2 separate regions of the Mus musculus genome follow, and region 2 is linked to region 1. The links are chromatin contacts, found by Hi-C or POLR2A ChIA-PET in ENCODE. All regions are on one chromosome and are shown on one strand. The core of a region is the stretch at or near the end of the contact, and the rest is flanking DNA. Distances in the headings are between cores, read along the strand shown.

The links. Hi-C counts contacts between places; a loop is a spot of excess contacts on that map. ChIA-PET counts read pairs that join two places held with the same protein, here RNA polymerase II (POLR2A).
Region 2: a map of heart shows a loop between it and region 1 (1.8-fold over the local background). The contact joins two enhancer-like sites. A Hi-C loop is called at or near these places in 3 of 37 maps with a recorded cell type or tissue (all heart). POLR2A ChIA-PET finds 5 or more read pairs at or near these places in 2 of 5 experiments (Patski and embryonic stem cell).

The regions. Positions count from the first base shown.
Region 1 is chr10:93,670,914-93,674,855 of GRCm38, forward strand. The region is part of intron 2 of Ntn4 (netrin 4); the gene reads left to right. Gm15915 (predicted gene 15915) reads right to left here. Exons shown (of 6, transcript NR_038017.1): 6 at 3,305-3,677. Among named protein-coding and RNA genes, the nearest start is that of Gm15915, 10 kb to the right of the region's middle. Within about 2 kb of position 2,003, at least 1 of the 3 ENCODE cell types and tissues checked has a DNase peak (open chromatin) inside an H3K27ac peak, as active enhancers do.
Region 2 is chr10:93,705,412-93,709,353 of GRCm38, forward strand. Ntn4 (netrin 4) reads left to right here. Exons shown (of 10, transcript NM_021320.3): 4 at 1,867-1,993. Among named protein-coding and RNA genes, the nearest start is that of Gm15915, 24 kb to the left of the region's middle. Within about 2 kb of position 2,135, at least 1 of the 3 ENCODE cell types and tissues checked has a DNase peak (open chromatin) inside an H3K27ac peak, as active enhancers do.

The DNA of each region.
Region 1 (3,942 bases), core at 753-3,252:
AGCTCCTCTTCTTTTGACCCACCCCTCCCCCAGCTGCCTCTGCCTAGCTTCTTCTCTTATCATGTTAATTCTCCAGAAGGAAGACTCCAGTCTCTTGGTCATCTATTTTCACTCTCTAAATAACTGGAGTTAGCTGAATTTGGACTCCATCAACCTGGGTTTAGGTATTAGTTGAGTCACTTCCCAGCTACATGACCCTGAACAAGTTAGCATTTTCTCAGAGTTACTCTATCTGAAAGATGAGAATAAATAATACCATACCCTAGGTGTACTTTAAGGATAAAATGAGATTTAAAAGGAGAGAGAGAGAAAGAGAGAGAGAAATAGGGAGGAAGGGAGGGAGGAAGTAAGGAAGCTGTTGATAACTAAAAGTCATTGTCAAGCATGTCTGGGTTTTAACAAATAGGTATTTGCAATATGGCTTAAGCTTTTGCTGTGCAAGGAGAGGAACTCCTCAGTGTCCATAGAGCTCATAGTCTAGAGAAGAATACAGACAATTAAACAAATTAAGAAATGAGCATGGTAAGTCCGGAAGTCTTGAAATAGGACATAGGAGAGACATCTAAGGTGGGCTCTTGATGAGGAGGGACAAGAAAGCCAACTTCCTGAATAAACTGTTATAGGAGATGAGACCTGTAAGACAGGGTGAGTTGGCCAAGTCACAGGGTAGGTACCAGGTGACAAGGACAGAGGGGTGTGTTCCAGGTGAGGAGCAGATTTGGAAGGGGGCTTTCTAGGGACAGCATGAGCTTCGGTCTGGGAGAGAAGGGCAGGTGCAAACCATGAGGTCATCCGTACATTCCCGTCATAGAGCAAGCAACATGAAGATCCTGATGAGCCAGGATGTGAGCCAAGCCTGCGCTAAAGGACGCAGGTCATCAGTGTCAAAGCGCCACCCAGGTAGATGGATAGAATCTGAGGGGCTTGTCAGTAAGTCCTAGACATTGACTGGCATTCACTGATTGGCCTGTGTCTCAAAGCAAGCAAGGTGTCCAGGGAAACACTGCATGCCAGCCATTTTATTTGTTAAGAGTAGTGATTTTTTTTTTGAAGACATCTTTACATTTGATACTTTTTGTTTATACACACACACACACACACACACATATACATATATATACATATACACACACACACATATATATACATACACACACACACATACACACACACACACACACACACACACATATATATATATATATATATATACTTCATGGCTTTCTCATGTGCGACACACGAATAGGTATTATCAGTTTTCTAAGGATACAGTCAATCCCATCCACTATTAGGTTAACAAGTAGAAGTCGGAGACAGCATATGCTCTATTTCCTCATCCCACAGAGCAGGAGTGGATAGCTACAAAGGTGTAAGTGGGATTAGTGGGGAAAATTCTTAAATGGGAGCCTGGAACACCGGCTTCTCGTTCTTACTGTCGCCGAGCTGCTGACTGATCGTGTAAACCACTCTGAGCTTTGCAGGACCAGATCATCAGCCCTAAGGACTCTTCTGCTGCCAGAGTCTTTTGATTCTGACTTCTGACTTAAAGGAATCGCTAGCATTCCATATGGATCGGGGGACTTGGGGGCATTTGTTTCCAGTGCAATCTTTGTTTTTACTTTGCTCCTCTGCTGTTTTCTTGTCACTCCCGTCGGTCCTGTCCTTCTTCCCTTTTGAAGATACTTAAGAAGGGCCCTTTCATCACGCTAAAACCGTAAATATGCCCTTGAAACACGCAAAGAAGCTTTTGTGTACTTCCAACAGGAGGTTATTATCGGACAAGTAAGTCACTTGAGTGCACGGCATTCCTCAGCCCGCTCCACGGAGGGCTTTATGGGGTTATATTGTCCTATCTCCGCAGATAAGACTCTCCCGCTCTAAAAGGTGGGTTATCTGATGAAGCGGGGTGCCTCACGCTTCAGGGGTGTAAGCCAAAGGTTTCGGGTGCTGCCCAAAAGTCAGACATACTTCTCCAAGACAAGTAGGTGCTTCACTGAGAGTGTTACAGTCAAGGACAAACGTTCTAAAATTAAACCAACCAGCTGTTCAACTGCAGACGCCCACGTGCCAATTCTGCCGTCCTTGCCTTATCTAGCCTTTCAGAACGCCCACTCTCTGCAGGGCTTTTGTCAAGCCCGAAACTTCACAGGCTTTCCAAGAGGAACCCTATCCACCAAGGCAGAATCCTGTTGTGGGGCAGAGGAGGGCACCTCTCCTTCTCTCACAGAGCATATGCTCTCTGCGTCTTTCAGTTGGATGCCAAAACCTTCAGAAGGTTCAGAAGGCTTCAGAGGGCAATGGCATGTAGCCTTCCTCATTGATGTTAAAGAATATTAACAGTTGTGTGGGTGGGTGGAGAAATGGTTCCTGGGTGTGGCTCTAATCGAGGGCCCAGGTTCAGCTGCGAGCATGTAATATGTCAGGTTGCTCCAGGGGATCAGACATTTCTGGCCCTCACAGGTATCCATACTCAAGTGCGTGTGTATACCCCACACACAAGCACATGATTAAAAATAGGATAAATCGTTTTTTTTTTTTAAAAAAAAAAAAGGAAGAAAAACGTTTGTTTTTCATGTCTTTTTTTATTTACTAACTGCAACCAGGCTCTTGGTTTTATTATAAGACTTTCAACTACGTGTGACAGCATATGCCTGTAGTCCTACTCCTTGGTCAGCTGAAGCAGGAAGGTGACACTGAGCTGGAAAGAAGTCTGGGTTACGTAGTAAAACTTCATCTCGAAAAGCCAAAAAACCTGTTAAGCAGTAGTGGCATATGCCTTTAACCAGAATATTTAAGAGACAGACGACATAGGTGGATCTCTGAGTTTGAGGCCAGCCTGATCCACAGAGTGTTCCAAGATAGCCATGGAAACACAGAGAAGCCCTGTCTTGAAAAAGACCAAGAGAAGAAAGAAAGAAAGAAAGAAGAAAGAAGAAAGAAGGAAGGAAGGAAGGAAGGGAGGAAGGAAGGGAGGGAGGGAGGAAGGAAGGAAGGAAGGAAGGAAGGAAGGAAGGAAGGAAGAAAGAACGAAAGGAAGAGAAAAGAGAAAACCACCAATTCCAACAACAAACCAAACAACAAAAACATTCCAACATGTTATTCCTAGTAATTTATATTTTAAAAAGTGCTAGCCCATATGCAATTTTAACATTTTATTTTATGGTTTTACCCTTAACTTTTCAATCAGGGTGGATGAAAAAAATGAGGTTCACCCTCACTTGAAATAACTAAATACCAGACAAGATATGTGAAGCAGTGGTTGTCATGATCCAAGGGATGGACACCATGAAGTCATACCAAGTGACAGATCTCACATAGGAAGTTTATTGGGGAAAGGGTATACAGAGGCTGCCTCTCAACGAGGGTGGAGGGAAAAAGGGAGCAAAGAGAGGGGGGACTGGCTGTTTATCTGAAGATGTAGTGAGGATCTGCTACTCGTGATGATCTTGGCAGCTGTGATAATGTATCCTGCTGTTGCTGGGTCCCTGGGGCAGGTGGTGAAGACCTCTGATTGCTAACAACAGTTTCAAGGCCTTTGGACATCAGGCGGGGCAGGACAATGATGCTTGGGGGTAGGCCCTGAGATCACCTCTCTGACTGTCTGGAGAAAGTGACCGGATGCTGATGCAGGAAGGGGGAGCATAGATGGAGCCTGATGGAGTCTCTGAGTTCAGAACCTGTGAGAAGTAACAAAGAACGGTGAGAGTCCGGGAAGGTCAAGGCAGCAGGATCTCATGAGGATGGAGTTCCAGAAAGGAAACAGACTTCCAAAGGTCATTCTCAAAGCTTCAGCAGAGAATTGATCAACGCATAGGGGATAAAACTATCACTGGGTGTGGTGTCTCACATCTATAACTAACACTTGGGACACAGAGGCTGAGGCAGGAGGATTGTCCTAGTTCAAGGCCAGCTTGGGTTATACAGTGAGTTTCAGGCTAGCTT
Region 2 (3,942 bases), core at 885-3,384, 35 kb after region 1:
ATTTTCCTGCATAAAGCTCTTCGCTCCAACCATCCCATATCCTGTCCTTTATAAAAATTATTTTTATTTTTAATTATGGCTGTGTGCACACACAAGAGTGCAAGTACCTGCAAAGGCCAGAGGAATTGGATTCCCCTGGAGCTGGAGTTACTTACAGGCAGCTGTGAGCTCCCTCATATGGTGGCTGGGAATTGAACTTGGGTCGTCTTGAAGAGCCAGATGAGCCCTAAACTCAGATCCGTTTTTTTTTAATGTATATGGGTGTTTCGACTGAGCCATCTCTCCAGCAACAACCAACTCCTCATCCTTTCTTAAAGAAAAGGAATACTGTGGCCAGAGAGATGTTCTTCACTTAAAAGTGCTTTCAGCTTTCCCAGAGGACCCTAGTTCAGTCCCCAGCACCAAGGTCAGGAAGCTCACAGTAGCCTGTAACTTCAGCTCTAGGGATCCAACTCCCTCTTCTGGCCCCTGGAAGCACCCACACACATGTGGCATACAGTCACACACACACAGAAGTAAAAATAAATAAATAGAAAGGTGCCGCTTTGGGGAGCAAACTCAGTGTAGCAGAGTGATCATCAAGCTCATCACTAAACGTTCACTGACCGATTGGCATGATTTAGCACCCTTTGTTGTTGTTGTTGTTGTTGTTTTGAGACAGGGTTTCTCTGTATAGCCCTGGCTGTCCTGGAACTCACTCTGTAGACCAGGCTGGCCTCGAACTCAGAAATCTGCCTGCCTCTGCCTCCTGAGTGCTGGGATTAAAGGCATGCGCTACCATGCCCGGCTGATTTATCCCCTTTTATGCTGAATTACTTTAACTACTGTTTTTCAAGAAAAACTTGCAGATTCATATTTATAAACCCCATTCAGAGTCATTTCACAAAGTCGCATATCCGGTCCCTGTATCAGTTTCCAGAGATGCGTTTTGTTACTGGGCTCCATGGTAATTCTTCCTAGGTAGCACTTGAGAATCCAAAGAGTTTTTTAATGTTATCAATGGAATAAAACCAACTATTTTCTTAACAATTTTGCTAAAGCATTCCTCTCTGTGAAACACACTGTTGTAGATAAACCTCATGAATTCAGTTGTGGGGTCAAAAGAAAAGCCCACTAATTATGACAAAGTATATTCAAATCTGAGCAGTATATTTTGGCCCTTTGATTAATTATACTTCTAGGAAATATATTTAAGAGAAATAAAGAGTTATACAAATACTTAGTTATAGGGATATTCATGGTAGCACTAGATATATCAATAGTTTATACTTTTATAATAAGAAAGTATGGGATTGCACAAATAAACTGCTTATCCTACAAGAGACTCGATTATACACAAGGATATTTTAAAAGGTACATAGATATTCCTTTTTTTTTTTTGATAGAGTACTAAGGATTGAACCCAAGGGTACACACTCTAGCACTTAGCTACATATTACATATTCCCAATATATTATGCAGAAAAGGTCTTTCATTGCATTGAAGGCACTAGGAATATATTTTTTCAAATGTTGATATCAATTTTTTTAAAGATTACAAGTTTCTAAATTTTCTACAGTAACAATGCATTATTTTGTGCTAGGCATGTTTTTATTTAAGGATATTAAAATTAACTTAAATACTTAGCCAATACTGCAGAATTTCTCACTGGAGCCATATATTCTATAGTCAAGGAAAAGTATTGTTTCTTCCTTTGAGTTAATCACAAGACAGACTAAAAGAATTTTTCCCCCATGCTAGCTAACTTCTTCAAAAAAGTGAATTAGTGCCTTACAGATAAATGGGTATGAAGAAGTTGAAGGGAGGGTTTCTTTCTCCCTCAGCCTTACTCCTTTGCTCACGGCCTTTACTTAATGTTGTCTGTAGGTCCACGGGAGGTGTATGTGTAAGCACAACACAGCAGGCAGCCACTGCCAGCACTGTGCACCATTGTACAATGACCGGCCCTGGGAGGCAGCGGACGGCAGAACAGGGGCTCCTAACGAATGCAGAAGTAAGTAACAGCATCCATTCCTCAAAGCCCTCTTTGTAGAGTAAACTTATCTTTGAATTCCTTGTTATCTCTTGAAACTCAATATAAAGTGGAGGGTGACAGAAGCCATATACAAACATAGCCCGTATCACCGCTCAGCGTGACTCCAACCGTTGGAAACAGCCTGCAGTGCTGCCAATTGGCCTGAGTAGCCAAGAATGTGCTGTCTATTTGCTCGGGTACTTTGTGGGACCGAAATGCTCCCCTTGAGAACATGAAACGATACAATCATGAGTGGACTCAGGATTACAGAGTCCGACTGCTCCCGTGGCTGTGATACCGAATGATAATCATGAAAACGGCTCTTTAAGTTCAGTCAGTCCCCAGAACAACCCAGTAGAGCAGATGGTGTTAATCCTGTTTTAGAAATCAGGAAACCGAGGCTCAGTTAGCTTAAGTATCTTGCCAAAGTTAGTAATGAAGGGATGAAGACTTGACCCCATGTCTTCAGGAGCCTATCAGATACTTTCCCCCATGGTATTATGGGTCCCCTTTCACGGATGGATCAGACCCGAAATTAAACCAGAAGTCAAGAATGACATCGCTTGACTAGGACTAATTTTGGATTTGCATTTGGGGATTAGATACAGGATGACAGGACATGGGAAAGGGAACCATGTCTCTATTTGCAGTTTAAAACGCTCAAGAGACTGGACAAGCTGTAGTGCATTATCATCTGAGTGGTCAGATGTTCTGAGACACACACACACACACACACACACACACACACACACACACACGCTCACATCCCAAGCCTGTCCTATGGAGACTTCTAAATCTTGGGTCTGCTCATGTTTGTATCACGTCAGGGTCTCAAGGAGAGCATTTAGATCCCACAAAGTACACAAGCAAATAACACGGTCCTGCTACTCCGTCTTGTTGGCAGCTCTGCAAGCTGTTTGTACTGTGAGTAAAGTTCTGAGAAATCTCTTCCCATACCCAATCTGGAATCGTAACAAATTTGTTTCTAAGAAATATGAAGGATTTCCTCTGAGCACAAATATCAAATTACCTTATGCCTTTTAAAGACACAGAGTCTGGGAAAATATCATAACACATTGAGGAAACAATGAAAAACAATTGCACTAGCTTTTTTCAAATACAGTTGGACTTCAGGGGATGTCTGGATTCTTATTCTAAATTACTTATCAAGAGAATCTAAAGAATTTCTCCTAAATTCCAAGAGTGCCTTTCTGGTCCTTTCCATGGAAACCCACCGCATATCTAAATACACATAGACACAGAGGCGTGTCACTGGGTGCTATAGACTGATAAGCTTAGAGATGTCATTGAGAAATCATTACACAAGGAACACGGAGGCCTTCTCTATAAATGGAGGCTTCAATACCAGACTTCCTTAGGTCTATCAAAAATGACAGCAGCAGGGAAATGTTATTTCATAGAAGATAACTTAAACAAGGCCTAACGGCTCAGGCCTGGAACCTCGGTTACTTGGAAAGGCTGAGGCAGGAGATTCCCAAGATCAAAGGCTGCCAGGGCTATAAATTGAGTTCAAGGATAGACTGGGCTACTAAGTGAGACCGATCTCAAAATAAAAAGGGAAAAGGTGGGCCAACAATATGACTCAACTTGTAAAGGTGCTTACCACCAAGCCTGATGATGACCTTAGTCCCCCAGCTGATACCCACATGATGGAAGGAGAGAATTGATTCCTACAAGTTAACCTCGGACCTCTACATTTATTCAGTAACATGCACACACACACACACACACACACACACACACATACACACACACACACACACACAGAGAGCCTAGCATGTATGAAGCCCTAGGTTCCATCTCAGTATCACAAGAGAGCGATCCCTGGACTCTGTCCACCAGAGATTTTTTTCCGGTCTCATGGGTAAGCATACATTATGGTTTATATCTTCAGTAAAAATATTTTT